Regions from separate parts of the Homo sapiens genome. Here region 1 is linked to region 2. Evidence: chromatin loops called from intact Hi-C (ENCODE). Cell type or tissue: heart right ventricle. All regions are shown on one strand. Each heading gives the region's core, and the rest is flanking DNA. Links, peaks and the distances in the headings are about the cores only.

Region 1 (12,011 bases), core at 2,425-10,424, 51 kb after region 2:
TGGAGCCTGCAGTGAGCTATGATCATGTCCCTGTACTCTAGCCTGGGCAACAGTGAGACCCTTTCTCTAAAAATAAAAAATAAAATAAAATGTTAACATTCATATAAGCTAAGTACAATACAATCAATCTGGCAGGTATTTCTTACATTTAGAAAAATATTCTAGATTCAAAGGAAAAACCATCATCGATAACTCATTTGAACTCAATGATGTGGACTGCAGTTTCTGTGAATACTCTCTTCCCAATGTTGCATAGCTCGTAATACGTATACTGGGTTGCCCAAACTGTATATCCTGATGTTTTGGGAGTATATCTGGTTTTCACAAATGATTTTTTATTGTTGTTATTTTATTTTTATTTTATAGACTGGACCTCACTCTATTGCCCAGACTGGAGTGCAGTGGTGTGATCATTGCTCACTGCAGCCTCCATCTCCTGGGCTCAAAGAATCCTCCTGTCTCAGCCTCCAAGTAGCTGGGTTTACAGGCTCAAGCCACCATGCCCAGCTCTATTGTTGTTGTTTTTAAAGTAAAACAAAGATAGAAAAACACACAGTAGTCAAGAAATCAAATTAAGCATTAAAAAAAAAATTTCCTGAAAGTCATCATATATATTTTTAGTGATTTCCCTGAATTTTAATGTCATAAATTAGTCTTTTAGTGTACACATTTCTAAAAGAAAAGGCAAAATATGGCCAGGTATGGTATCTCATGCCTGTAATCTCAGTATTTTGGGAAGCTGAGATGGGTGGATGGGTTAAGCACAGGAGTTCCAGACCAGCCTGGGCAATACAGCGAGACCATGTATCTACCAAAAAAAATCCCCCAAATTTGGCTGGGCATGGTGGCACACAACTGTAATTCCAGCTATTTGGTGGGCTGAGGTGGGAGGATTGCTTGAGCCCAGGAGGTTGAGGCTTCAGTGAGCCAGGCTCGTGTTACCATACTCCAGCCTGCGTGAAATCGAGACCCTGTCTCAAACAAACAAACAAACAAACAAATAAAAGGTAAAATATATTCAATTTATTTGGTGCCTACCTGACTCTCATTTTCACAGGTTTTTTTGTTTGTTTGTTTGTTTTAGGTTCCAGCCAAGGCACCTGGTCTTTCTCACCATATCAACTCTCTATGCACCCAGTCTCCCAACCCAGGGAATCTACTCATTGCCCACTCACCTTCTCTTAACACCCCTGCCCACCCTCATCCCTAAGTGCTCCTCTTTTCCTTGGTTAAAAATATCTGTGATGCAAAAATCTAAGAATACATGAAACCTAGGCTGGAAGAGGAACAAGGAATTTTTCTTAAGGAGAGCTAAAAGGGTTCACATAATTAAAAGCTGGAGAAAAAAAGGAAGTGAGAAAAAAAAAAAGAAAGAAAGAAAGGGAAGGAAGGAGGAAGGGAAGTAGGGAGGCCAGAGAAATTGACCTGGGTATTACAGAGAGAGACTCTCTTTCTTGATTAGGGGGTATGTGTGGTCAGAGGGCCTTTGGAGCCAGTGAGATGGTAGAAAATTGTGAAAAGAGGAGGACTGAAGAATTATTTCTGGGATATATTTACTGGATAACTTTTTTAAATTTTTATTTTATTTTATTTTATTTTTAGAGATAGGCTTTAATTCTGTTGCCCACGTTGAGTACAGTGGCGTGATCAAGCTCACTGCTGTCTTGAACTCCTGAGTTAAAGTAGCTCTTCTGCCTTAGCATCCTGAGTAGCTGGGACTACAAGTGCAAGCCACAACACTCAGTTAATTTTTAAAATTTTTGTGTAGGGATGGGGTCTCACTACGTTGCCCAGGCTGGTCTGGAGCTCCTGGCCTCAAGTGATCCTCCCACCTCAGCCTCTCAAAGTGCTGGGATTACAGGCATGAGTCACCACACCCAGCCAGAAATGGATAACTTTGAATGTTTTAGAACCTAGGCAAAGTTAAAAGACAGGAAATAGTTTTAAAAACTAATATTGGCGGCCGCCATGGGGGCTCACATGTGTAATCCCAGCACTTTGGGAAGCTGAGGCGTGAAGATCGCTTGAGGTCAAGCATTTGAGACCAGCCTGGGAAACATAGGGAGACTCCGTCTCTACAATAAAATAAAATAAAATTAGCTAGGTGTGGTGGTACACACCTGTGGTCTCAGTTACTCTGGAAGCTGAAATGGGAAGATTGCTTGAGCTCAGGAGGTCTAGGTTGCAGTGAGCTGTGATAGTGTCACTGCACTCCAGCCTGGGTAACAGCAAGACCCTGTCTCAAAAACAGACAAACAAAAACATAACAAAAAGCAAAAAACAAACTAATATTGGTTGTTTCAAGGATGCCGCTTTGTTTTTTTGTTTGGGGTTTTTTTCTGTTTTTTGTTTGTTTGTTTGTTTTTGAGACAGAGTCTCACTCTGCCACCCAGGCTGGAGTGCAGTGGTGCGATCTCGGCTCACTGCAACCTCCACCTCCTGCGTTCAAGCGATTCTTGTGCCTCAGCCTCCTGAGTAGCTGGGATTACAGTTGTCCACCACCACATCTGGCTAATTTTTGTTGTATTTTTATAGAGATGGGATTTCACCATGTTGACCAGGCTGGTCTCAAACCCCTGACCTTAGGTGATCCACCCACCTTGACTTCCCAAAGTGCTTGGGATTATAGGCATGAGCCACTGCACCCGGCCAAGGATGCTTCTTTGAATTTGGCTCTGCACCACAAGCAGTACTTTGGGCCTATAGGCCCAGCAGGAGCAGCCCTGAGCATAGCGGGGCCTTGCGCTGAATTTCCTCCACTGTAGCCTCTGGATGGGGAGATGCAGCCCAGGTGCCATGCCTACCCAACAGTCACACAGCCCCTGTCTAGATCAAGCTTCAAAGTACGCAGCACCCCTGACTTCCCTGCCAAATGGCCTCAGGTTGATTTACAGGCCTTGCTCCAGCTCCTTCCTGGGGGCCCTCTTCTTAAGAGTAGATGGTGCAGCCAGGCACGCATCCGAGACCCTGGAGGGTGATGTACAGCCCAGAGCTCCTGCAGGCTGGAGGGCTGGGGGCGCAGCACACGATCCATCATTGCAGAGGAAGAGGAGTGCCTCATGTCGTCACCCCCTGGCTTGTCATGCTAAGGAGTCGGAGAATTAGAAAATGAAACCTGGCCTTCCACACATCCTAAAGATATGTTTATCTAGGTAGAAAGATCGAACATAATCTATTTAGCAGCATGTTAGCTTGGTTTGTATTTATACATTTAGTCATTTGGTATGTGGGCCTCCACCCATACTTGTGCCTTGGGCCCACAAATAACAGGGGCAGTCATGTAATTGACCAAACAGAACCATGTGCCTCCAAGATGCCTAAGGATTATCCTTAAAACAAAGACAGAAGCTAGAGTGTTACTTTTCTGATATGTTTCATCTGTTTAGAAGTCCCCTTGAGGAAGCACTGTAGTCTCTAGTCTGACTGACAGACCTGCTGCCAAACCCCACCTCCATGCCTCTTACCTGCTTGATCTCGGGCAAGCTTCTTCACCTCTCTAAGACTCATCAGAAAACTGGTTGTAACAGGATTAAGTGAGAACATCCTTGGTTGGGCGTGGCAGCTCACACCTATAATCCCAATGCTTTGGGAATTGAGGTGGAAGGATCCCCTTGAGACCAGGAGTTCAAGACCAGCCCAGGCAACCTACAACATAGCAAGATGCTGTCTGCAAAAAAAAAAGAAAAAGAAAAAGAAAAAAAAGATGACATCCTTGAGGCACATTTGGTACCATGCCTGGTATACAGCAGGAATCCATGAAAGTGGCATTTAAAGCCACTTCTGGCTTTGACCTATTTCCATATTCACATTTTAGGCTAAAGATTGTAGAATCATTGAGCTGAAGGAATATGTGGTCATTTCATAGAACATACTATTTAGGAGAACAAACTTTGGAGTCAAAGAGACCAGGGTGCTCTCCTCCCTTCATCCCCGACCAGGTGGGTCATGAGGGGTAGTCACTTATCTCAGCATCCTCAGTTATAAGACGGCAGTAATAGCAGTAACTAAATCATTGTACCATTATAAGGATAAAATGAGAAAAATACACAAAAATATCACCCAGCAAGTTGATGATTTTCTCCAAGTGCTGTGCCTCAAACTTACATTGAACTTCATTCTATTTTCAACGATTTCTCTAATTTACTGAGGTTCCGAATGTTGCCAAATGAAAGTGAAATTTTATTAGCCTGGTGTGGTGGCACCTGCCTGTGGTCCCAGCTCCTCAGGGCAGGCTGAGGTGGGAAGATTGCATGAGCCTGAGAGTTCAGGTTGCAGTAAGCTGTTATCACACCACTGCACTCCAGCTTGGGAGATAGAATGAGACTCTGTCTCAAAAGAAAAAAAAAGTGATATTTGTAATTATTTGGTACATTTAGAATTAGTTTTAAAAATTTTTCTGCATTAAGGGAAGAACAAATATTTTTTTCCTTTCTACTCACATGCTCAATGAAAGATAGAACGCAGAACACACTTCTGTGACCAGGTGTGGGTTTTTCCCTACACACCAGCCAACTGGCTGTCCTGTAATTCAATTCAATTCTGACACTATCTACCTGAGGTCTCAGTCCACAAAGACTTTAGATCCCAATCTCAAGTCCAGGCCACCCATTCTGACTTACTAGCCACAAACCAGAGCTCCAACAGTCCCCACTTGGGTTCAACTAATTTGCTAGGACAGCTCCCAGAACTCAGAGAAATACCTAGGTTTACCAGTTTATTATAAAGGATATTAGCAAGCATACAGATGAAGAGATGCAGAGGGTGAGTTTTGGAGGAGGGAGAGCAGAGCTTCCATTGTCCCAGAGTTTTTACAGAGTTTAATCTCCAGTGCCTCTGACGACCCTTTCCCTGGAGGTGGATGGGAGGGGCTGAATGTTCTGATACTTTAAGGTTGGTGGGAGGGGCTGAATGTTCTGATACTTGAAGGTTGGTGGGTGCGGCTGAATGTTCTGATACTTTAGTCCTCTAATCACTTGTTCTTTCTAGCAACTGGTTGGCCCCATCTTGAAGTTATCTAGGGACCCCGCCATAAGTCACCTCATTATCATAAACTCAGGTGTGATAAAAAGTGCTTGTGGGGCCAGGCCAAGTGGCTCACGCCTGTAACCCCAGTATTATGGGAGGCCGAGGTGAGAGGATCACTTGAGCCCAGGAGTTCAAGACCAGCCTGGGCAACGTGGTGAGACCTTGTCTCTTAAAAAAAAAAAAAAAAATTAGCCATGTGTGGTGATGTGCACCTGTAGTGCCAGCTACCCAAGAGGTTGAGGTGGGAGGATCACTTAAGCCTGGGAGTTCGAGGCTGCAGTGAGCAGTTTGTGTCAAACTGCTGCCTGGGTGGCAGAGCAAGACCCTGTCTCAAAACAAACAAACAAACAAACAAAAAACAAAAAAACCCAGCAGTGGTGAATTTCCTATCACTCAGGAAATTCTGAGGTGTTCAACAACTTTGTATAATAACCAAATATTATAACAGAAGATGCTCCTATCACCATTATCACTTGGGCAATTACAAGGGATTTAGGAGCTCCATGTCAGGAACTGGGGACAAAGCCCAAATGTATTTCATATTATACCAGTTTGTCTCATTGTGCAACTGATTTTATTTTCACTGGAGAGAGTTGTGTTAACTTCTGCTTTGATTCCATTTATATGGCTGGTGCTCACCTTTCAGACTTGGGCCTTCAAATGTAAAATGTAATTATCACCCACACAAAATCATACAATTATTGTGTTGTTTCTGGCACTTTTTTTTTCTTTTCTTCATGTCAGACAGGTAATGTGCTGATGTCATAATGAGGTTCAAGGGTGGCAGGTTTCTTTTTTTCTTTTTTTTTTTTTGACAGAGTCTAGCTCTATTGTCCAGGCTGGAGTACAGTGGTGAGATCATGGCTCACTGCAGCCTCCACCTCCTGGGTCAAGGGATCCTCCCACTTCTGCCTCCTATATAGCTGGGACCACAGGTGCACACCATCATGTCTGGCTAATTTTTATATTCTTTGTAGAGACAAGTTCTCACTTTGTTGCGGAGGCTGGGCTCAAACTCCTGGGCTTAAGCCATCCTCCTGCCTCAGCTTTCCACAGTGCAGGGATTACAGGTGGGAGCCACCACACCTGCCAGGGTGGCACATCTCACACATATGCATGAATACCCAGTCATCACGCTTATGAACTACTAAAGGATCTCTGGCACTTTTTAAAAAGCCCAATAAGACAACAATTTCAGTTGAAGTCACAGTAAAATGTGACAAAAGATCTGAGAAATGTGCCTACTGGAGTCTCTGGACTGTTTCTTGACCGTCACACCCATCTCTCCCTTTCTTCCTGGAGGAGCACTTGACAAAGAGAGGTGAGTCCAGGTCACTCATAGACACAGCCACATGGAGCTCGACTCTGTCCTGGCAGCAGACATGCAGAGTCCAAGGCCAAGAGCAGCGGGAATAGGGACTGACGTGACATTTGGATTCGGACTGGTACAGTTTGGAGAGATTAAGGGCCAGATACTCAGATTCACTTTCTTACCCTCTTCCAAGGGCATTATTTAATAGTCTGTTTACACATCTAACACTTGCTTGCTCTAATAATAGCCATGGGTCTGAATCACCCTCGTCACTGAGTGTTACACAGAGTCCTCAGCTGTTTCTATGACTTGCATGGTTGGTGTTCAGCGTTATCTGGAAACCTCTAAGAATGTGCAGGGTAATCAGTGATTTTAATTTTAGCTATGCATGACGTGAGGGATCTTCTATGTATTTCTATTGACCTGTCTTTAAAACATGTTGTATAACGATGAGAGGAATTCCACAGAAAAACTTCAATAAGAATCCCTACACAATACATATGTAACTATATACAAATGTGACTTAAATATATTAATAGAAAATGTATATTACTATTATTACTGCTCTACATACAATCAATTTTCGGACATAATCGAGACAGACACCTGTATAAATGAGAACTTATTCAGTGGGCTTCTGGGGTACTAAGAATATTCAGTTTCTTGATCTGGGTGCTAGCTCCATAAATATATTCAGTTTGTGAAAATTTACTGGACCAAAGACTTATAATATATGCCCTTTTCTGTATTGTGTTATACTTCCACAAAGAGTTTTAAACATTTACTATGTAATTTAAGTTTTTTGAGGAAAAAATTGAGCAATTGCAACTATATATCATACACATATGACAATCCATATTTCAGCTACATCCAAGATCAAATTATTTTTGAAAATTTTGCAAAGTTCAATAGACCTAAATCTCTCATTTAAAGGGGACTCTGTTTTATCTTTCCCAACTTTCCCCCCAAAAACAAAAATAACATTTCTCTCCTCCTCACAATTACAGAGATGTAATAAATCAACTTTTAAAATAATCCTCTCTTTAGTCATATGTATTTTGTTGTAAAATTCCACATTTTTTGGAAAGTGTGGGAAAATAGGCTCTCTAATTCATTGTTGATGGAGTACAAATTAGTATAAACTCTGCAGATCAATTTGAAGCTATCTATAAAAATGTAAAATGTTCATGAATTTGATCAAGCAACTTTACTTAAGAATTATTTCATATCATTGGAAGTGAAGTCATTGAAAATAATGATAATAATAAGAAGAACGATCCCAGAAATACACTGAGAAGTCTGTAGCATTTTTGTTATTTAGTCATTCATACACTCAACATTCAGCTGACATATATTTAATGAGTACCTGCTGTGTAGTAGGTGGAGTGCTGGGTTCTGGGGACATACTGATGATCAAAACAGCTGCAGTCCCAGCTCTGGAGGACTCTTAGAATGTCTATATGCCAGTTGGAAATATAATTATCAAAATATGAATCACACGATTTTTTACTGTTACACATTTAATTTAAAATTACAAAGCCTCTAATCCCAGCACTTCAGGAAGCCAAAAAAGGAGGATCACTTGAGTTCAGGAATTCGAGGCCAGCCTGGACATCAGAGTGAGACCTCGTCTCTACAAAAACATAAAAGGCTGAAGTGGGAGGATCACTAGAGCCGAGGAGATTGAGGCTGCAGTGAGCTGTGATGGCACCACTCACTCCAACCTGAGTGACAGAAAAAGACCTAGATTCTAAAAAATAAAAAATAATAAAATAAAATAAAATTACAAAAGAAACCAATGACAAATTATTCAAATGATTTTAATTATTATTCCATTTCAATGAAGACAAATGTATAGAACATGTATAGAGAAAATTTAGAAGACATTAATAGGGTTATTATCTGTGGATGGGGTTATGAAGGACTATCACTTAGGATACTTATTTCTTACTTAAATCAGAGGCAGGGTCTTGCTATGTTGCCCAGGCTGGAGTGCCATGGTTATTCACAGGCTTCGTCCTTGAACTTCTGGGCTCAAGCATCCTCCTGCCTCAGCCCCCCAAGTAGCTGGAACTATAGGTATGTACCACTATGCCCAGTTTAAAATGTTTGAATTTTTAATGATTACTTATAATTTTGTGTCTGGATATACATGTACATGGCACATTTCTAATTGTCTTTTTTTTTCTTTTTTAATTGAGATAGAGTCTCACTCACAGGTTGCCCAGGCTGGAGTGCAGTGGTGAAATCATAGCTCACTGCAGCCAAGAGTTCCTGGCCTCAAGCGATCCTCCTGCCTCACCATCCCTAATAGCTGGAATTACCAAGCTAATTTTTTTAATTATTTTAATTTTTACTTGTCATTTTTTATTGTTTTGAGACGAGGGTCTCATTATGTTGCCCAGACTGGTCTCAAATTCTTGGCCTCAAGTGATCCTCCCAACTTGGTCTCCCAAAGTGCAGGATTACAGGTGTGAGCCACTGTGCCCTACTATCTTCTTCATCTTCTTCTTCTTTTTTTTTTTTTTTTTTTTTTTTGAGACAGAGTCTCCCTCTGTCACCCAGGCTGGAGTACAGTGGTGCAATCTTGGCTCACTGCAACCTCCGCCTCCTGGGTTCAAGTGATTCTCCTGCCTCAGCCTCTTGAGTAGCTGGGATTACAGGTGCACGCCACCAGGCCCAGCTAATTTTTGTATTTTTAGTAGAGATGGGGTTTCACCATGTTAGTCAGGCTGGTCTCGAACTCCTGACCTCGTGATCTGCCCACCTCGGCCTCCTAAAGTGCTGGGATTACAGGCTTGGGCCACTGCGGCCGGCCCAAATCATCTTCTTAAACTAAATTCAGAGGGATCAGAAGTAACTCTGATGTTAATATGGGTTTAGTAGCTACCGCTATGATAGCTGATTAATAGGCAGTAAACAGCTGAGGCCAAAACATGCAAATATAACTGCACCCGTGTGTGTAGGTCACTTAGGATAGGAAAGCAATACTAAGAGACAGCTCCTTTTAGATAAACTAAATAATAAGATTAAGATACAGAGTGAAAAGCTGGAGGAGCAGGCAGGTAAACTTTCACTGACCAGAGGCAATTCTCTTCAAAGGCTTAGACCTGGGCACAGTATTTTTTAGATAGTTACACAGAAAGCCCTCTTAACCTGAAATCCAGGCCTGAAAAATCCCAGTGTGGTGAGGGTTAGTGGCATGAACCAGTTAGTCCCAGGGAACAGATGTTAAATTGTGTCATGATTATTCAAGAAATGTGCAGCTGCATTACTATTTTACTTGGGACACTTTGTATCCCAAGATTTCTTGGTCAGGCCCAGTGGCTCATGCCGGTAATCCCAGCACTTTGGGAGGCTGATTCGAGAGGATGGCTTGAGGCCAGGAGTTGGAGATCAGCCTGGGTAACATAGTGAGATCCTGTGTCAAAAAAAAAAAAAAAAAAATTAAATTAAATTAAAGATTACTTTACCATAAGGAGATTTTTAAAAAATTGTTTGTCTGTTTTAATTCCATAAGGCTGGCTGGCTGTGTGTTACATCAGAGGTGCTCAAAAGGGAAAAATGTCCTTTAAGGTTGTTATTTATATTTGTTGACATTTATTGATTGCTTTTGATGAGCCAAGCACAGTACTAAACAAATTTTGTGCGTATTGTCTCACATAATCCACATAACATATGAGCTAGATACTAATATTAAACTCATGTCAGTCCTCCCAACAACCCTATGAGGTTGGTTACTATTATAAGAACCATTTCACAAATAAAGAACTTTCCCCAAGGACACATAGCAAATAAGTGGGAAGAGTCAGAGTCTAAACTAAAGTTTGTTATAATTCTAAGCTTGAACTCCTGCTCTATGTATAAGGAAATACAAGGGAAGGGCTCTCAAGTGTGCATGGCCTCAGAAAGAGAAAGCCTCATCTCACAAGCATAAAGCTGCATGGACCTTGGAGATCTCTAGACCAACTTTCTGATCATCCAGATAGGGAAACTAAGGCACAAAACTCTTGATCACACACTTAGTAGCAGAGCCAGGAAGCCTGAGCAGGACTTCCGGACTCACAGGCTTCCTGGCTAACAGGCCAGTTGTTTTTCCATTGCCGTCTGTACTTGTGTACATTGGAAGTGTACCTGCCAACAAGAGGATGATTGTGAACTGGGTGCAGTAGTGCACAACTGCACTCCCAGCTACTTGGGAGGCTGAGATGGGAGGATCACTTGAGCTCAGGAGTTTGAGACTAGCCTGGGCAACACAGCAAGACCCCATTCCTATAAAATATATACATATATATATTTTGAGACAGAGTTTCATTCTGTTACCCAGGCTAGAGTGCTGTGGTGCAATCTCCGCTCACTGCAGCCTTGACCTCCAAAGCTCAAGGGATCCTCCCACCTCACCCTCCTTAGTAGCTGGAACTTCAGGCTTGTACTATCACACTTGGCTAATTTATTTTTTATTTTTATCTTTTGTAGAGGCAGAAGTCTCACTATGTTGCTCAGACTGGTCTTGAACTCCTGGGCTCAAGTGATCTTCCCACCTCAATCTCTCAAAGTGTTAAGATTACAAGAAAAAAGATAATGGTTGAAAGCCTTCCATTATTGGAAACTAAGCTTTTCCTCCTCAGCATTGTCAGTTCCTGATCTCCCACCCTTCTTTCACTTAAGCTTAACTTTACGTGTCTCTGAGCAAGAATTCCATGTCTAAAGCTATTACAGAAATATACCCATTGTTTCTAAATATCATTTAAAAAATTCTAAATGTATAATCTAGACAAAATGTTTGACTAAGAGCACGCAGTTGCCATGGTATTCAAGACAGCATCTACAGCACACAAACACATGCCTAATATAGTTGTTTCGAATTACAATAGAAAGCTGCAGGCAGTGAATTCAGGTAGGGTGAGGCGATGAAAAAAATAGAACATACTTCATGATTTTTTCACTGTTTTCAAAACCATCATTTCCAACTGCTGCCAATATCATAACTGCCATCATCTATAGTCACAGGACTGGCATTTGCTTCTGTTTATTGGGAGCATCTGGGGCCTGTGTCACTGTTAGCTATAAATAGATGATCCTCAAAACTACTTATTGACTACTTATGTAGAGCAAATGCTCGGTCACTAAACATGCAAGTATTATCTTGTCGGGGTACAGAAGGGAATGTCACAGCTTGGCTGAGAGAGAAGGACTTTATTTCATTTATTTTATTTGTGGGTTTTTTTGTTGTTGTTGTTACTTTTCGTTTTATTTATTTATTTGTTTATTTATTTTTTGTGACAGGGTCTTGCTCTATTGCCCACACTGGAATGCAGTGGTGCAATCATAGCTCACTGCAGCCTCCATCTCCCAGGCTCAAGCAACCCCCCCACCTCAGCCTCCTGAGTAGCTGGGACCACAGGTACATGCCACCAGCCTGGGCTAATTATTATTATTTTTTGTCTTGAACTCCTGGGCATCATGCCTGGCCACAACTGATTCTGAATCACGGAAAAAATAACATAAAATAGGGCTTGGAGCAGTGGCTCATGTCTGTAATCCCAGCACTTTGGGAGGCCGAGGCAGGAGGCTCTCTTGAGCCCAGGAGTTCGAAACCAGCATGGACAACATAGTGAGATTCTGCCTCTATCAAAAACACAAAAATTAGCTGGGTGTGGTGGTGCACGCCTGC
Region 2 (12,011 bases), core at 2,265-10,264:
CTTGACTCCAGGAGTTCAAGGCTGCACTGAGCCATGATTGTGCCACTACACTCCAGCCTGGGTGACAGAGTGAGACCCTGACTCTAAAAAACAAAACAAAACAAAACAAAAATTAAATCACAGCTCCCTCCCCACTTGCCACACACACACACACACACACACTCTCACACACTTACTCACTTTCCTCTTCTCCCTCCCCATGTTCGGTTTCTTCCTTATCACTAACCACTATCTAACTTATTACATAGTTTACTTGTTTATCTAGTTCATCATCAATTCCTGACTAGGATGCAAACTCCACAAAGGCCGGGCTTTCGTCTGCTTTGTGGACCACGTTCAGCACCTGAGCCTCTCTCATTCACACCCAGGCACCAGCTCAGTCGCCCTAGTACTTTGGGTGAAGAGGAAGGAATATGGGCATCAGTGGTTCTTTTGTTCAGCCAAAGAGCACCCGGCACCATCGGTCTGCTCTTGAGCCTGGCAAGTGCATTTTTTTTTGGGAGCTACCCCACCATGGAATGCCAAGGAGTCCAGGGCAGGACACCATTCCTATCAGCAAACACTAGAACAGGGTAGACGCTGTGTGCCTCTGGTGTTTATCACGTGCTGCCTCTAATAAATGCTATTCACAACCACCACTAGACCAGGTCCCGTGCACCCTGACCCATTTTAACAAACGTACCCATTGAATACAGTGAAGCTGGGGAAGCCCAGCCCAGGAGCATTGCCTCACTGGGTCAGTCCCACTGCTGGGCTAGGACACCTGTGGTCCCTTCTTCTCACCCTGGAGCTGTGTCTGTGTGAGGGGCTTGCCCCTAAGCCAGCCCACCTGGCACCATGAGGCCCCTGCCTTATACAACGGTAAGTTCTCCCATAGCAGCTAAGCTAATTCTGGCTACCTACTGATTTGAAAAGGTTTTTAGAAAGAAATTTGCATTTTCCCAGAAACATCAGCTCTACATTATCCAAATAAACAACAAAGCTAGAACACAGGGGGCAAAGGATTATGAAAGGGACGGGTTTTAAACAAGGATCAAGGAATAGCAAATAATGACATCGGCAAACACTTCTATGATTCTGCTATGGTCTGAGTGTGTCTCCTGAAAATTCATGTTGAAATCCTAACCCCCAAGATGACGATATTAGCAGGTGTGGACTTTGGAGGTGACTAGGTCATGAAAGTGGAGCCCTATAAATGGGATTAGTGCCCTTCTAAAAGCAGGGTGGGAGCGGGTGTGGGGGACGTGGGGGAAAACTCCCTTGCCCGTTGCACCATGTGGAGACACAGCCAGGAGGTACTGTCTGTGCAGAAGGGACCCTCATCAGACCTGGAATCTGCCAGTGGGCTTCCCAGCCTCCAGAACTGGGAGAAACAAATTCCTGTTGCTTATAAGCCACCCAGCCTATGTTGTTTTGTTACAGCAGCCCGAGGGGACTAAGACGGGTACTGTGTCCTAGATTAGCTCATTTAATATTCACTATGATCTATGAAGCAGGCACTACTCTTCATCATTCATGAACGATTATTTCCCGCTGAGAAAACTGAGGCACAGAGCAGTCAGTCGCCTAACTCACGGCCCCTGTGAGAGGGTCGCCAAGATTCTGGAATCCGGGCAGTCTGGCTCCAGAGTCCGTGCTCTTAGTGTCCAGCTATACACTTGAAGAAGTGAAAACTGCAGCTCTTTTCGGACAGTGATCCCCTCGAAAAACAAACAAAAAACTGAAGCCCAGCGGCTGGAGCAAGGGGCCTGGAAAGGCGTTGAGCGAGGGCCGGGGCGCGAGGGCTCCGGGGCGGGCCGGCGGGGACTGCCTCTCCCGCTGGTCACCTGGGGTTGAACTGGAATTGTTCAATAGAGGCCTCGAGGCCCTCCATGATCTTCCGGCCCTCCTCTGTCTCAGGCGAGTCGCCCCAGTTCGCCATTGCAGCCCCGGACGTGCGCCTCCCGCGGAGCCGCTCGCTCTCCTGAGTCGGAGTCGGGAACCCGGCGTCCGTTGCCATGGCGACTCCCAGGTAACCGGCGAAGCGCGGGAATCCGTGGGCGGGGGCCGGGGAGGGCCGCGAGTGGAGGGGGGTGGGGAACGGGGTGGGGAGGGGAAGGGGGAAGGAGATGGGGAGGAGGGGGATAGGGAGAAGGTTGGGGATGGGGGGGAAGGGGAGAGGGAAAGGAAGTAGAGGAGGTGTGGAGGGAAGGAAGAGGGGGAAGGAGTGGGGGAAGGGGGAAGAGATGGAAAGGAGGATGGGGAGGGAGCACGCGCGGGAGGAGGGGAGTGGAGAGGGGGAGGAGGAGGCGGGGCGGGCTCCCAAGCCACCCCGCTGCGCTTTCACTGTCCCGCCTGCCTCAAGGCTTCCCCACAAGACTCCCACAGCCTGGAGGCTGCTGCGATACCCCAGAGGAAAGCTGCACCCCCGTAAATAACCCTTCAGCCTCCCGCCGTGCCCCTGGACCCTGCTCGCTTCCTCCTCTACCCAGGCGCGGAGCTCAGCCTACCTCGTGGACCCGCGCATTTGCGGGGGCTTGAATTCCCGAGCTTCTCGCTTCCTACGCGCGCAGCAGACCCGCAGCTCGGTGGCCTTGGCTTTCATGGCCTCCCAGCGTGTGCCAAAGGTCCCCCTCAAGGAGGAGGAAAAGCAGTGAACCCATCTAATAACTATGCTCATGACATAATGAGCCCTGCGATCCCGGACCAAGGCCATCATAAGAGGAGAGCAGGCTGCCTAATAAGCTGTCTCCACCTGCCACAAACGTAGGCGTTCCTGGACAAAATATTTCCTTGCAGAGATTAAACAGATTTCTATTTAATGAGGTCAGAATGTGAGGCGTTAAGTCTTAAACTATACCATCTAGTGTGGAATTCAATTTTACCAGGTTTCTACAATAATAAGAGTTAATAGTGAAACTGTTGTCATCCTTAGTTTTAAATTATGTATCACTCATTGTCAACTAATAGGAGACACCTATTCTAATATCAGTATGTCATTGTTTTTCTGTAAACGACTGGCTAAATTTATTTTTAAAATGTCATTGTCTGGTTTAGAACTGTCTATACTACATCTGCATTTCAATATATTATCTACAGAAAAATAAGTTTTTTCTCCTCTCTCTTATTATTATTATTATTATTTTTTGGAGCCGGAGTCTCGCTCTGTCGCCCAGGCTGGGGTGCAGTGGCGCGATCTGGGCTCACTGCAACCTCCGCCTCCCGGGTTCAAGCAATTCTCCTGCTTCAGCCTCCCGAGCAGCTGGGACTACAGGCACACAGCACCAAGCCAGGCTAATTTTTTGTATTTTTAGTAGAGACGGGGTTTCACCGCGTTGTGCAGGCTAGTCTAACTCCTGAGCTCAGGCAATCTGCCCCCCTCGGCCTCCCAAAGTGCTAGATAACAGGCGTGAGCCACAGAGCCCGGCCTCTTCTCTGTCTTGTAACAGTAAGTGAAAATAACTTAGCTGGATTTAGAAGCTCAAAACAGGAAAAGAAAAGCACTGTAGCATTATCACTACTATTATGTTTAAAGACAAAGATTAAAAGCCCCAAATGCCAATAAAACATCATAACCAATGCCAAAATCATCTTCTGTGAAGGCTTATTTTTTGGGGGGGAGATGAAGAGAGAAGAGAAAAAGAGTTACTTTTACTCTTTGGAGGTTTTTAATTACAAACTCTAACTTCAGACTTTATTTGGGGAATTTTTATTATATAATCAAAAGGTATTTTAAAAGAAAGAAATTTATATATCTACAATAACTTTTCTTTTTCCTAAGTGATATTTTACCACAATGTATATACATGTTTTAAAATAAAGATTAAAATTTTAAGTTAAAATTTCAAAACCTATCTGTTTAGAGCTGGGCCAAGACAGTGTAAAGAATGTGACAAGCTGTTGGCTATTTTCCTAGTGCAATTATAAATGAATCGTTTGAAACTGAGGAGAGAGATCGCACAGAAGATTTCATGAGTCATTGGTCAGCTCTGTACAGCATTTGTTGACTGATATAGTCTGCATAGTTACGCCATCCCACAAAAACATGCATTGAACAGAACATCTTTGTTTGAAACCTTGCTATAGCATATCAAGGAGTTTCAGATTTCAGTGTCTAAGAGACCACGCTATGATGATGATTGTTTTTGAAACCGTTAACTACATAATACTTCTCTTCTTGTCAGTTACCTGTATTTTATCTCACAGGTGTTCCGGCTTATAAAATTGTTTATTTCAGATCAGATTCTCACCTGTAGTAACTGGCGTTGATGTGGTCAAAACATTTGTCATATTAAATCCAGGCCTCTTTTATCACATGCTAAATTCATTGATGGCTTTAGTGGAAAGCTCATGAACTCTGCAGTAAATATTAAATATATACAGGCTTTGAAACTTACTCGATTTAGAATTTTGGGCAAGTAAGTTAACATTTCAGAGCCTCTATTTTCTCACAAGTAAAAACTGGATAATGAATGTTTCTCAAAGTTGGGGTAATCTATAAAGCAGAAAAACACGCAGCACATGCATGAGGCAACTGCAAGAGAAATACCAACTAGGCCTTTGAAGGACTCTATTCCTTCTTCCTAAACCACTACTAGGGAAAACATTGTTTAAAGATGTCAGTGTTTTGGCTGGATTCGGTGGCTCATGCCTGTAATCCCAACACTTTGGGAGGCGGAGGCAGGCAGATCACTTGAGGTCAGAAGTTTAAGACCAGCCTGGCTAACATGGTGAAACCCTGTCTCTACTAAAAATACAAAAATTACCTGTGCATGGTAATGCACGCCTGTAATCCCAGCTACTTGGGAGACTGAGGCATGAGAATCACCTGATCCCGGGAGGCAGAGGTTGCAGTGAGCCGAGACTGCACCACTGCACTCCAGCCTGGGCGACAGAGTGAGACCCTGTCTCAAAATAAATAAATAAATAAAGATTTCAATTTTAAAAAATTGAACATTTCATAAGTTAACATTGTTTTTACTTGTTCAGTTAATAGGACTTCAGGCACAATTTTAAAATTTGAAGTGCTTCTCTGACATACCACAGGTATAAATAGAATATGTATTTATATAAAAATATCGCCTACCAGTTATTAAAAGTGATAACATCTCAGATTAACTAGCATGAGAATTTGATTAAGAGTCAAGTGCTGACTCTAAACATAGTAATTTATGTATTCCAGTTGGGTAGTATCAGTTCTATAGTCTAATAAGAGCCAAGAGGTTTCAGTTTAGGTTTGTAATTTAAATTCTTTCTAGAGCGTCATCACATGCGAAGTGCTTATTTTTCTTTTATCACCAGCTATAATATATGATTATGTGGTGGAGGCTCTGTTATGTAAACTTGTTTTATGTCATGCTTCATCCACAACCAAAGTTCTTAAATAAAGTCTTTGGAAGGACATAGTAAGGCTCTTAGCCAGGGCAATATAATGCTACTAAATCCTTTATGGCAAAACTCCTGAGACTAGATCATTTTAATGTCTTAAATTTTGCTGCTGTGAGACAGCATATCCACTCTGTGAAAGTCTATCAATAAGCATTTGTCAGCCGACTAAAGCTGAAAACCAAGATGACAAGCCCAGTAGGGGGTTTGGGGCAGGCGCAACTGTGGATGTGGAATTTGGATCCTTGCCGCCAAATGTCCTTGAGCACTGGAGTAAAGGATTTCCTCTATTTGGAGCTAAGTTTAGATCATCACTGTTTAAAAGAGAGCAGGCCCGCGTGTGGCTCACGCCTGTAATCCCAGCACTTTGGAAGGCCAAGGTGGGCGGAGCCCAGAAGCTAGAGGCCAGCTTGGGCAACATTGAGACTCTGTCTCTACAAAAAATTAAAAAGAGAGAAAGAAATAGTAGTGAACGTGAAGAAAATGGCAGGGGTGGGTTGGGCCTGTAATCCCAGCACTTTGGGAAGCCAAGGTGAGGATTGCTTGAGCTCAGGAGTTCAAGACTAGACTGGGCAACATAGGGAGACCCCATCTCTGCCAAAAAAAAAAAAAAAATTTTTTTTTCAAATTAGCCAAGAACCCAGAGTCCCAGCTACCCAAGAGGGTGCAGCAGGGGGATCACGTGAGCTTGGGAAGTCAAGGATAGAGTGAGCTGTGTTCGTGCCATCATATTGTAGCCTAGATGACAGAGCAAGAGTCCATCTCAAATAAATAAATAAATACATAAATAAATGGTAGGGCTTAGCTGTCTGCAGAAGTGAGCCCACCTGAGAGAGAATTTGTAAACTTACTGCTGAGGGAAGTTTGGGCGATCTCCAGTCTGTTCAAATGACCAGAGTGGATCCTAGTGCCTAGAACATAACCTAGGAAAACTGTCACCCACATATTGGAATTTAGGGTGAGGCGGTTCAGGACAAGTCAAAGTCTGGAGAGTAATACAAGGGCAGTCACCATATTTCATGCCGTCTAAGATTGCATCCTTTAGGATGTGTCTTTATTTTCTGTGCCACTTAGAAAAAAACACTTGCCAACTATGATTATACCTTGACACACCATGGGCTATATGATACACTACAATTTCAAGGATATACCAAAATGATACACCAAAATTTTATGTTAGAAATGTGAAAAACTGTCCAGGCACAGTGGCTCACACTGTAATCCCAGCACTTTGGGAGGCCCAGGTGGGCAGATTACCTGAGGCCAGGAGTTTGAGACCAGCCTGGCCAACATAGCAAAACCCCATCTCTACTAAAAATACAAAAATTATCCAGGTGTGGTGGCATGCACCTGTTATCCCAGCTACTTGGGATGCTGAAGCAGGAGAATCACTTGAACCTGGGAGGCAGAGGTTGCAGTGAGCTGAGATTGCACCACTGCACTCCAGCCTGGGCGACAGAGACTCTGTAGGCAACCCCCCCTCCCCCGTCAAAAAAAAGTGAAAAACTGTATATCTTAGAATCAGTGAATAAGGTAGTTAATAAGAATTTATCAGGCAGAGATCCTTCCTGGGGCCCCATTTAATCAGACCCTAGAAGGATCTACTCTCTTGAGAAGCAGGACATTCGTGAGGTTTTTCCACAATAACTTGGATAAAGTGCCCGTAGGACCATCTGGTTCTCTCTGTTCTTTTTCTAGTGTCACAGGGCAACATGCAAATAACTAATTCATGTTCTTGGGTACATAGATGCCAAGAAAGTCTTGATCTAGACAGCAAATGTGATTTTGGCTAGTGTGAATGTTCCCCTGTAGTCTCACCTGAATAAACTGATAAAATACAGTGTTTAGAGCTGTCTACATGAGGACTAGACTCAGAGTCAAGGCATCCCCACAAGGTACCACCAAGTCACACTTTACCAGGCAGTCAGCATGGCTCTCTTATTAACACTTCTGCATCTGCGATATTAAGCGCCCTTTATCATCCTGCAGCTTCAAACTCTGTCTCAGAAATGTAGTACTAAAATTCAAATTTAGCAATTTTGAGAACTAGAGAGGAATGTTAGACATAGAATACGGTAGTGTGAAACCCAAGTTTGTTATTGTTACCATGTCTGTTAATCTACCTGGGCATTCTTCAGTCTACACTAAAAGGTATTACACGTCTGTTACGTAGATTATGCTATAACCAACGTGCCAATCAGGAATGTATGGTTCTGAGATGGCCCATTCACTGTTGCTAGAATCAGGAAGCCCGCATTATAAAAAGGACTACACCAAGCTCTGCTGTGAATTGAATATTGATGAACAAGCTGCCCTGTGCTAATTAATTTACTGACTGTCAGAAATGGGTTTTTATTGGTGAATGTAGTGGCCTATTGACTGGCACAATAAATGTTAGAATTGGGCTTGCATTCGTGAATTTAAAGATGTTCAAGAGGCTGGGTGTGGTGGCTCATGCCTGTAATTTCAGCACCTTGGGAGGCCAAGGCAGGCAGATGGCTTGAGCTCAGGAGTTCGAGACCAGCCTGGGAAACACAGCAAAACCCTTTCAGCCTCCACAGAAAACACAAAAACTACCAGGTGTGATGGTGTGCACCTGTAGTCCTAGGTACTGAGGAGGCTAAGGTGGGAGGACACTTTGAGCCCAGGAGGTTGAGGCTGCAGTGAGCTGTGATCAAGCCACTGAACTCCAGCTTGGGTGACAGAGCAAGACCCTATTTTGAAAAAAAAAAAAAATTTGTTTTAAAAAAGATGTTTAACAAATGTGGGTGAGCTAAAATAGTTCAGAGAGCAGCCCACCCTTGCAAGAACAGGATTACCCCCAATTTAGAAATGAGAAAGTGGAGACACAGGAGGTTGATTTACTTGCCCAAGTTCATACAGTTTGCAAGGGGTAAAAGCAGGCTTTGAGCACAGACAATTCTGCTCCAGAGCCTCCATACTTAATTATTTTGCCTTCTTGTCTCACCAAACTGTCATGAGGAGCAAATTATTTCAGTTCTTCTGACAATGTTAGTTTTGTTGATGGCTGAAGAAGTATCTCTAAAGCTTTCAAACACACATTAGCAATTTAATTATGAATCTGTGCTGCTGGGTTGCTGCAGAAAATCAAATACATTAACACACTGTCTAGCCGGAGTTTAGTCATCTTGGAAATTCATCTTCGTGCAATATTTGTGAGAGTAAAAATTTGGCAAAAAGATGGGCACCCATAGAGTCTACAGAGTTCATGCCTAAAACTTATTTGCTTTACTTCTAGGAAGTCTTCTTAACCTCTTATTCAGGCCCTATATCTTTTTCAGTATGTTCAATTCCCACAGAATGTGAGGTTGGCTTTCCTTTTTTTTTCTTCTTCTTCTTCTTCTTCTTCTTCTTCTTCTTCTTCTTCTTCTTCTTCTTCTTCTTCTTCTTCTTCTTCTTCTTCCTTCCTCTTCTTCCTCTTCCTCTTCTTCTTCTTCTTCTTCCTCTTCTTCTTCTTCCTCTTCTTCTTCTTCTTCCTCTTCTTCTTCTTCTTCTTCCTCCTCCTCCTCTTCTTCTCCTCCTCCTCCTCCCCCTTCTCCTCCTCCTCCTTCTTAACTTTCTACAGTTAAAGTGGGGAGTTGGGCTATTGTAGACAATCAGTCCATTGACAGCAATGAGAAGTAATGGGCTGGTCGCTGTGGTTCACACCTGTAATTTCAACACTTTGGGAGGCCAAGGTGGGAGGATTACTTGCAGCCAGGAGTTCATGATTAGCCTGGGCAACAGAGCAAGATCCTGTCATTTAAAAAAATGTAATGCACAAAGGCATTGAAAGACTATAGAAATCCAAAACTGAAATTTAAATAACACGAGAAGTCTAGACCATTGCAAGAAGCAAATAAACCTTTGTTTGTCACTGGCCCTGAGGACATCACTGTCTTTTACAGTGTTATTTAGTTATTTTAACTAAGGTTCATAATAATGACCATGACTCACTGACTACTTTTAATGTAACTAGGTTTAATATACTCTCTTAAAAAGGCAGGTATGTGCATGAAACAATTTAAAAATGTTATTTCAATTCTGAACTTTTAGTTATTTCTAGCTTGATTCCTTCTTTGGGGGGTGGTTTGATATAGCTGAAGTTACTTTTTCCATTGAACAAAAGTTCACATTTCTTCGTCATTGACATAGGACAGCTTTGGATTGTTGCAATGCCAAAGTTTTTGGAGCTGAAGGGACCTTCAAGATAGTATACTTTGCTGCGTGTGATGGCTCATGCCTGTAATTCCAGCACTTGGGGAGACTGAGGCAGGAGGATCACTTGAACCCAGGAGTTTAGACCAGCCAGGGCAACATAGTAAGACCTCATGTCTATTTTTTTTAAAGGGCTAGGCGTGGGGAAACTATGCCAGTAATCCCAACACATTAGGTTCATGCCTGTTATCCTAACACTTTGGGAGGCCAAGGCAGGAGGATGGCTTGAGGTCAGAAGTTCAAGACCAGCCTGGGCAACATAGTGAGACTGTCTCTACACATATTTTTTTGGGTAAAAGAAGAAAAAAAAAAGATAGTATATGTTATTCCTCTTGCTCAAGGATATATAGGTAGTTAGGCCATACCTAGATCTGGAATTTCTTTATCCTGAGGCCCATAATAGTGTATTAGTCATGATAGGCTATGTTATGTTGCAATAATAAACAATCTCAAATTGCAGTGACTCAACACAAGAAAAATTAGTTTCTCATTCACACTACAAGTCCCACAGAGTTGACAGTGAGTTCCACTCCACGCAACTACTCAGGGACCCAGATGATAGAAGCCTCATTCTCTTGTAGCAGCAGCAGTATCCAAAACACAAAACACAGACCTCTTGGGCCACTTTACCAAGGGAAGAAAAAAGAGTCAGGTACCGGAAATTAAATGCCTTGACCCCTTCCACTCTTCACTGATCAGAGTCCCATCGTTCCACCAAACAGCAAAGGGAACTGGAAAGTTTATTCTTCCAAGTGCTCAGGAAGGAGAAGGAAAATGACATAGCTGACCACTAGTAGTAACTAGGTAGTAATAGGACACACTACCAGTGTCCTATCAAGCCATACTTCTTAAACAACTTTGCAAATTCCAAGATAGTGATGATGATAATAAATGGTAATCATGATGATGATGATGATGATGATATCTGATATCTGTATAGGTTCTTAAGATTCAGAAAATGTTTCTATCTTATGCATTTTTAACTCAACTTTGTGCAATAATATTATCATCCCTTTTTCATAAGTGAAAATTAAGCTCAGAGAAAGTTCAGTTGAATGGAGTAATTTGCTCAGGATCCCACAAATGAGTCTCTGATGAATGCAATATTGAAAGTCTAGTCAGAGTTGAAGAGGACCCAAGCACAAAAGCAGGAAAGAAATCAAATCCAGAGACAGGACAGCAGGAGAAATCTATTCTTAGAATTCACTGCAAAACTGCAGCAACAAGTGCTTTTAAATATTTTTTTATTTTTTTTTAAACCGGGTCTCACTCTGTTGCTCAGGCTGGAGCACAGTGGCAGGATCACATCTCACTACAGCCTCAACCTCCTGGGCTCAAGCGATCCTTCCACTTCAACCTCCTGAGTAGCTGGGACTACAGGCATGCACCACCATGCCTGGATAATTTTTAAAATTTGTGTTGAGACTGGGTCTCACTATGTTGCCCAGGCTGGTCTTGAACTTCTGGATTCAAGCAATCCACCTGCCTCGACCTCCCAATGTGCCGGGATTACAGGCGTGAACTACTGCACCCGGCCAACAAGTACTTTAAAGCACAAGAATTAATATAAATAAAGAAAATAGTGGAAGTAGTTTCTAATTGTTACTTCCTCTCTTATAACCAAATGTACCCTTTTATTTCACAACAAAATATGGCTGGATACATAGCACAGATACTTAATATTTATTATATCGCTGCAAACATAATGTAAAAATCACGTTCCTAATAGAATGTATTAGTGATTATGTAATGACAGTATTAGATTTGAAATATTACATCTAGGCTAAAAATGTAAGGCTCATTTAAATTTAACTAAGAAATCAGCGATCCAGATGTGACAAAATAAATTACCATTATGAAATAAATTGGCCATCAGATATCGATGGGAGAACTCAACAATTAGGATTTTAGAAACAAAGGTAGCAAAATTAGAATGGCAGGCCCAATCACACAGTAAGTATTTAGCCTTGAGTTAGGTGCAGGAGGGAAGACAGAGGTAAGGTGTTGCTTTCTGGCATATTAATTGAGAAGACAAAACTAATGCATGGAAAATGACACTGTTTCATACAAAATAGTCTATAATAAAGTGCTGATTTGTAGCTTGAAAACTTCAAATGATGTCGGAAGCGTGAAGAAAGTTAAATTCTAAGAAAGAAAAGAGATCCCTAAGGAGGAATCTCCAGTGAGTATTTCATGGAAAAGCTGATGCAGAGCCAGGACATAAAGACTGAATATGCCAGGTGCCTTGGCTCATGCCTGTAAGTCCAGCGCTTTGGGAGGCCCAAAGCAGGAGGATCTCTTGAGGTCAGGATTTCAACACCAGCCTGGGTAACATGGTGAGACCCTGTCTCTACGAAATACAAAAAAATAGGCCAGCGTGATGGCACATACCTGTAGTCCTAGCTACTTGGGAGGCTGATGCAGGAGGA

What was found. Hi-C counts contacts between places; a loop is a spot of excess contacts. Peaks named below come from ENCODE experiments on the same cell type or tissue, not always from the same donor. Only the 100,000 strongest peaks of a DNase experiment are listed, where the experiment ranks them.
Region 1: a loop joins it to region 2, with 12 times the contacts of the local background. A loop is called at or near these places in 15 of 110 quality-filtered maps.

The regions. Positions count from the first base shown.
Region 1 is chr10:23,393,419-23,405,429 of GRCh38, forward strand. It overlaps the pseudogene LOC124902591. Among named protein-coding and RNA genes, the nearest start is that of OTUD1, 40 kb to the right of the region's middle. In heart right ventricle, for the core only: no CTCF peak of the experiment used is centred there; DNase peaks (open chromatin) are centred at 6,423 and 9,703; H3K27ac peaks cover 4,652 bases.
Region 2 is chr10:23,342,080-23,354,090 of GRCh38, forward strand. C10orf67 (chromosome 10 open reading frame 67) reads right to left here and starts at 2,718. Exons shown (of 16, transcript NM_001371909.1): 1 at 2,490-2,718. The coding sequence starts at 2,695. It overlaps C10orf67-AS1 (C10orf67 antisense RNA 1), which reads left to right and starts at 1,878. Exons shown (of 2, transcript NR_155752.1): 1 at 1,878-2,011; 2 at 2,345-3,082. RefSeq lists a silencer at 3,841-4,135. In heart right ventricle, for the core only: no CTCF peak of the experiment used is centred there; DNase peaks (open chromatin) are centred at 2,473, 2,512 and 5,682; H3K4me3 peaks cover 1,131 bases; H3K27ac peaks cover 4,091 bases.